Linked DNA regions of Homo sapiens: region 2 is linked to region 1. The links are chromatin contacts, found by Hi-C in ENCODE. All regions are on one chromosome and are shown on one strand. The core of a region is the stretch at or near the end of the contact, and the rest is flanking DNA. Distances in the headings are between cores, read along the strand shown. Region 1 overlaps KLF9-DT (KLF9 divergent transcript). Region 2 holds the start of ZFAND5 (zinc finger AN1-type containing 5).

The links. A loop is a pair of places that touch in the nucleus more often than their neighbours do. Pooled maps may share reads with other maps.
Region 2: a loop to region 1 is called in a map of sigmoid colon, with 4 times the contacts of the local background. The contact joins the promoter of ZFAND5 here to the enhancer-like site in region 1. A Hi-C loop is called at or near these places in 1 of 168 maps with a recorded cell type or tissue (sigmoid colon) and 8 of 50 pooled maps.

Annotation. Positions count from the first base shown.
Region 1 is chr9:70,478,359-70,481,487 of GRCh38, reverse strand. The region is part of intron 3 of KLF9-DT (KLF9 divergent transcript); the gene reads right to left. Among named protein-coding and RNA genes, the nearest start is that of KLF9, 65 kb to the right of the region's middle. Within about 2 kb of position 1,432, at least 28 of the 41 ENCODE cell types and tissues checked have a DNase peak (open chromatin) inside an H3K27ac peak, as active enhancers do; they include sigmoid colon, where a contact is called at or near this core.
Region 2 is chr9:72,363,489-72,366,617 of GRCh38, reverse strand. It overlaps ZFAND5 (zinc finger AN1-type containing 5), which reads left to right and starts at 1,410. Exons shown (of 7, transcript NM_001102420.3): 1 at 1,410-1,922; 2 at 3,012-3,129. RefSeq lists silencers at 1,172-1,551, 1,562-2,391 and enhancers at 999-1,703, 1,704-2,407.

The DNA of each region.
Region 1 (3,129 bases), core at 183-2,682:
GATGGGGTCTTGCTATATGAGGATGGTTTTTGAAAAGGTATTTCCAACCACCTTACTTTACCAAGCATTAACAGCTTTTCTCATTGGTCATTTATATGGAGGCCAGTGACCCAAAATCCTTACAATCAATTATTTCCAGTTATAACAGCAAACTGGGAACACTATTTGGAATATTGTAATAGCTTGAACAACTGAGAGAGAAGTCACCAGCACAAGGGGCCTTACCTTTCCTTTAAAGGAAAATAACTTTTATTACCGTTACTCCCTGAACACCTAAGAAGAAAAAAAGAAATTGAAGAGAGACAGTGACAGACTCGTTAATTTCCAAAGTTGATGCCAAGTCCTGTCTTAGAAAACGGACATCACAGGCGCTTTGCTCTTTCAGGAAGTGTAATGCTTGGGATGGTCAATTTTGAGTAGCGAAAAAGCAAATGGTCTAGGCCAAAATCCGAGAGATCACCACGATTTCAACGATTTGGGGGTTATCTTCCCTGTCTTTTCCCTCTTTGTCTGTGTGGTTCCTCAAACAAAGTGGGTTGGAAAAGTTCAAACTCAGTTCACAGAAGAGAACATTCTGTACTGGCACAACAGGCTGGGCTGCTCTGTGTAAAACAAGATCAACAGCATGATCTCAGCTGCCGCGGCGGCAGCAGCAGGCACCACGCCGCCGACCCACAGCCCGGCGTTTGAATGCAGGGCTGTCAAAGACGATCTCTGGACAGTACACTGCGAAGGTGGGGACCCACACATACACACACACACACGCACACGGTACGTCAGAAATGACTTTCTGCCCCTTGTAGTTCAATTGTTACTTCCTCTCCCCAGAGGGTCAAGAAAGTTGTTTAGATTTTTCTCTTTGGAGAGTAATTACAGCTGCAACATTTCCAAGGGAACAACCCCCTGCGTGTGCACTTCAGCTCTGGCATTGATTGGGGCTTTTCAATCTGTTTGGATGTTACTGTAATCAGATGACAGCAGTAATACTAAGTACATTGCTGCCCGGGCTTAGGGAGGGAGGCAGTGAGGGAGGAAAGAGGGGATAGAGGATCAAGTTCATTGTTACCCTAACCCCCACTCCCAGCTTTTCTATTTTCTTCTGGATCCAAAGCTTTTTCCTCCTTTGTCTAGAATTTAAAGTGCAATTCAACACATACTTATCGAGTGTTTATTTTGTGCCAGGGCCTGTCCCTAGAATAATACTAGTAGCAAGGTTGTTCTAGTGAAGTGAAATCTGGCCCTCACACCCATCAGAAGAGGAAGGACAGGAAAAGGGAAAGCTGTGTATGGAGACAGGTGGCAAGGCGGGAGGGGAGGGCTGCCAGAATGAAGGATGGACAGGCCTGAATATGGGTGGGTGTTTTAAAGTATGACAAAGCAGACATCTGGAACGGGGCTGCTTTTGCATTGCCCTTTCTACGTTGACTTCAAGCCTATTTGCAAGAGGAAAAAAATGGCAAGAATGCACAACTGCCCGCCCCAGGAGGGATGGAACTGCACCTCAGCCTTCTTTAAAGGTTCCTGTTTCCCCGCTGCTGTGGCAGGAGCAGAGACCAGCAGGAGGTGAGCAGGGCACAGAGGGGCCTCACAGAGAAACAGAAAGAGGATAATCAGGGCCTCCTAGGCAGTGGCTTTGAATCCTAATTTGTTGGGTGAACCTCAGGCAAGTTTCTCAGATTTGTGCCCATGAGTCTCTGCGCTGTCAGCTATTAACTGGGGAGAGTCTACCTATTAGTAGAACTATTGTGGGATTTAAGGAAATAATATCTCCCTTTGCTTGGCAGACACTAGGTATTTAATAAATAGTAACCATTGTTATTATTAATGTAAGTACTATTCAGAGAAAGCTGTTAACCTGGTGTCAATTAAGAATTTGCACCAATGTGACCTCTGAAATGTTTTCTTGCCCACGTATTTTCACAATTTATTTACTTAGTGAATGTCTATGGAGCACCTGTTTGTAGCCCTGTGCTCTATTCCAGGCACGGCAGGAGGCACTGGGGCAACAACAGTCTTGTCCTGGAGAGCTTCCTCACCTTTCCAGGGAGGGCAGTTTACACAGGGCAGCAAACCCTGGGTGGCAGACCAGCGCTTCCTCACTGCCTACCTTCTGTCATGTTCAAGCTTGTTTCCTCTAGGTCCAAGATCATCTCTATGATTGTGACCAGCCATCCCATAGGAAAAGAAGCTTCCAGAGATACTGGGGAACAAGGATTGTTCAGGGACAGCCCTGATGTGAGACACTTCTCAGAACTGTTCTTCCAGAATGTAAACACCCTTTCCCTTTCTCACTTCAGGACCAGAGCTCCTGCCAAGACTTTGAAAAACAAGTTACACAAGCACCTTTGGGGAGGTTGGCCATGCCACACCACAGCTGTAGCTACATGGGAGAGGAGGAGGGAGCTGGCCTCAAGGACTTAGTCAGGGACAATACTTCCACCCCTAAACACAAGTTCACAGGTCCAAGAGTCCAGTAGAACACAAGCCCTTGGACCACCACACCATGCCCCAGCCTGTGGCCCAAGGAGTCAGTCACTGAGGATAATTTCGCAGACTCCCCTGCCACCATCACTGACAGATCCCAGAGTTCAAAGAGTAATCAATCGCCTGTCATTAGAGCCAGTGCTCAGGCCCAGGTGGGGCTTTCTTGGAACTGGTCACTGGGATATCTTAAATTCTTTTTTTTTTTTTTTTTCCAGACAGGGTCTCACTCTGTCACCCAGGCTGGAGGGCAGTGGAGTGATCATGACTTGCTGCAGCCTCAACCTCCTGGGCTCAAGCAATCCTCCCACCTCAGCCTCCCAAGTAGCTAGAACCACAGGTGCACGCCACTATGCTCAGCTAATTTTTTAGTTTTTTGTAGAGACGGGGGTTTTGCCACGTTACCCAGGCTAGCCTCGAACTCCTGAGCTCAAGCAAACTCCTGGTCTTGAGGAGTTCCTGGGCTCTTTCTACCTTGGCCTCCCAAAGTGCTGGGATTACAGGCCTGAGCCACCATGCCTGGCCTTAAGTTTTTTCTTCCCTGGGGAGATCACCTCCCTTCACTTCCCTGACCAGACCTCCCTCACAGAAGGCCCTATTTAAAATTTTGGCAGCAAAGAGCCTGTCTCAAAAACACTTCTCTCCCAA
Region 2 (3,129 bases), core at 161-2,660, 1.9 Mb before region 1:
CAGTGACCCAAACTACTTAAATCTCTAATACATTAATTGATCACAGTAATAAACCCGAATTTGTTAAAAAACAAAACAAAAGGTTGTTATGCTCCAGGTACTTTGCTAACTGTGGCGGAGAACTGTTTGATTTGGCAGTGGTGGCTCAAGCTATCAGTATAGCATTCCCCCAAATACAGATTATAAATAAGGACCACCTGAAGCGCAATATGGGCCCCCCCCCACCCCCGCTCCCACCCCGGAACAACCAAAACCATATCCAGGGGAGATGCGTAGGAATCTTTAATCACCCCAGGTGATTTTTTTTCTGATTACCAACTTTGAGAAACACTGAAGGGACCTCTTCTCCATTCTATATGTGGCTAATATAAACCCTAAACATCATTTCTATGTATTCGTTAGACCGTTGTTTACTAGAAAATTTCAGAAGTCCTTTCCGACTTAGTAATTTTGTTATTTTGAGTTGAACTGAAATTCACTTGGAGCGGTCAGTTGAAAATGTTTTTTGTTTGTGCTCTGAAAAGGTTCCCAGTGTTCCGGGTAAAGTCATCCTTTCACCCATGGGGGACCTGTGCCTCGTGCCTGAACTGCCCGCCTAGTACCTCCCCCCTTGAACTTCCTCTCGCAAGCCTCCTCCTCCCGCTTCATCTGGGCCTCGGGTCTAGCTTGTTTTGTCCCTTCGCGGCTTTTGAGTAGAACATTTGGTGCTTTCCCAGTTCACGACGCTTTGCTGGAATCGTCAATTTCCAGGGATTTCACAGGCTGGCCAAAACAGTTTGTTCAGAACAGCGCCGCCGGGGCATTGGCAGCCCTGGGCGGCCGCGCGTTTCCTCACTCCGCACAACCACCCGTGACCTTGGGCGAGCGAACGCACGCCGCCAGCTGCGTCAGGGCCACGCTCGGGCTGGACTTCGGAGCTCAAAATGGGTGTGGGGAGTGAGGAGGTTTCATAAACAGAAAAGACCTCGAAGCCATAAGGCAATTCTTTTCCTTTTCTGGGGGTGAATCCTTACGATTCTTGGGGGAGGGAATGTCTGCCCAGGGCTGGAGACAAAGCGTGAGAACTAGGATGGCGAAAAACGGGTTTGAATGAGAAAATCCGAAGGAGGGAGGCTGAGGGCGGACAATTGGGTTAAAAATAGAAACGCATCCTCCACAGGACTCGCTCTTCCCAGCTCCACCCTAGGGGCCGACTGCCAGGCCAGTGGCTGGGCTCCGCGAGAAGGCACAGCAACCCGTCTCGGCCCCGCCTCCTGGACCTACTGACAGGGCACCGGGGGCGTGGCCTTGGGCCCGCGACGTCACCGCGCTCCCCGCCGCCGCCGCCGCCGCCGGGGTTTTCGCTGACGCACGGGTCCCGCCCCCTCCCCCTCTTTTCCCTCACAGCCCGGGCGCCGGGCGGCGAGTGCGTTAGTCGGCCGGGACGCGGAGCTGTGTGCATCTCCTACGCGGGCTCGCTCGCTCCCGGGAGCCGCGCAGCTTCCCCGGCGGTGGCAGGAGCGGCGAAGAGCGCCATCAGCGGGCCCTTACGGCCCCAGGCCTCGCGGCGCGCGGTCCGCTCGCCCTCCTCGTCCGCCCAACCTGCGGCCTGTGGAGGCGTGAGGCGACGACAGGCGAGCGCCTCGAGCAGCGTTAGCCGCTGCGGCCGCCGGTCCTCCCTCCACCTCCTCCTCGGCCCCCCCTCGCTTCCCTCCTCCCACTTCCCGAGCTCCGGCGTGTCCCGGCCACGCTCGACGCTGCTGCAGGAACAAAGGAAGACCCCGCGGCGGCGGCGGCGCCACCTCCGCCTGCTGCTCCGACCCGCTCCCGGCCCGCGGCGGCGGCACCAGGGCGCCCGGCTCAGCCTTCCCGGAGGCCTCGGCCCGGCCTCATCGTGCCGGCTTCGCGCGCGAACCCGGCTTTCGCATTTGGGACCCTGCAGGGTGAGTGATACGGGGCTGCGGGTGGGAGCCGGGCTCCTTGTTGCCGGGCCGGGGGCGGGAGTGAAGGGACCGGGGCGCCGCGGGCCAATGGCGAAGCCGGAGCAGGCCGCGGATGGCGGCGTCCGGGGGAGGGGAGCCCGCCCGCCAGCCCAGGAAGCACAAAGACGGAGGCGTCATCCTGTCGTCGTGGCCCGAGACCTGGCTCCCGGCGTCCCTGGCTCGCTCCACAGCACGGTCGGGAAACAATGCACGGCGTGCCGCCTCTGCGGGGCCGGCCTCTAGGCCGCTCGCCTCCGCGGCGGCGCCCGGCGTGGGCACCACGACCCAGAGAAACAAAGAGGCCGAGGCGGCGGCCGCGCCCCCTGCCCGTTGCAGCCCCCCCTAGCTCTCCCCTAAGAGGAGCCGTTCGGGGTCGGGGGTCGGGGGTCGGGGATCCGCGTGGGGCCTGCAGGCGAAGGGCTGGCCGGGCCTGCTGAGCTGCTGTTCTGCATGACTCAGTGGTTTTCGGAGAGGGCCCTGTTGGGCTTTATTGAGTGAGGCCTTTGCTTAGAGGGGGATGGGGTATCAGTGGGACCCGAACTTGTTCCAAAATCCATTGGAACATGGGGCCGGGGGTTCTCGGCGTCGTCTTTTGGGCTTCTCGACGTCGCTGCGTTTTTATCCTGAGATCCGTTTTCATGGAGGAAATGGAACACCTCCTTTGTTTGGTGCATTTAGGCTGATGAATGTGAAATTTTTTGCTCGCTTTCCACGCACTCCGTGGAGGTGTGTTTTCGGGGAAGGGTCGGATTATCTTTATTGATTGAGTGTCTCCTAAGGGATAGCATCTAAGGAGATACCAAGATAAAGGAACATATAGGTCACACATCCCCGTTCTTAAACCTGGGATTTAGATACAGACTTCTAAAAACATAAACGAATGTATTTTATTCCTTATTTTTAGGATTTTTTTTAAAGAGTAGGCTTTCAGAACTCAGTTGGTGAAAATACTGCAATTTTATCTTTGAAGTTTTTTGTTAAAATGTTTCCCCACACCCCCCTAAAAAATTAAGGATTCTTTGTAGTTGTCTCCTGTTTTCTATCTCCCAGGCCCTGAAAAGGAGCCTTTAAAAGTCAATTCTACTCCATTTGGCAAAGAGGGAACTGAAATCTGGAAAGTAAGGACTTGCCCAAGGTCACTGACTTAGTGGCAGACTAGAGACTTGAA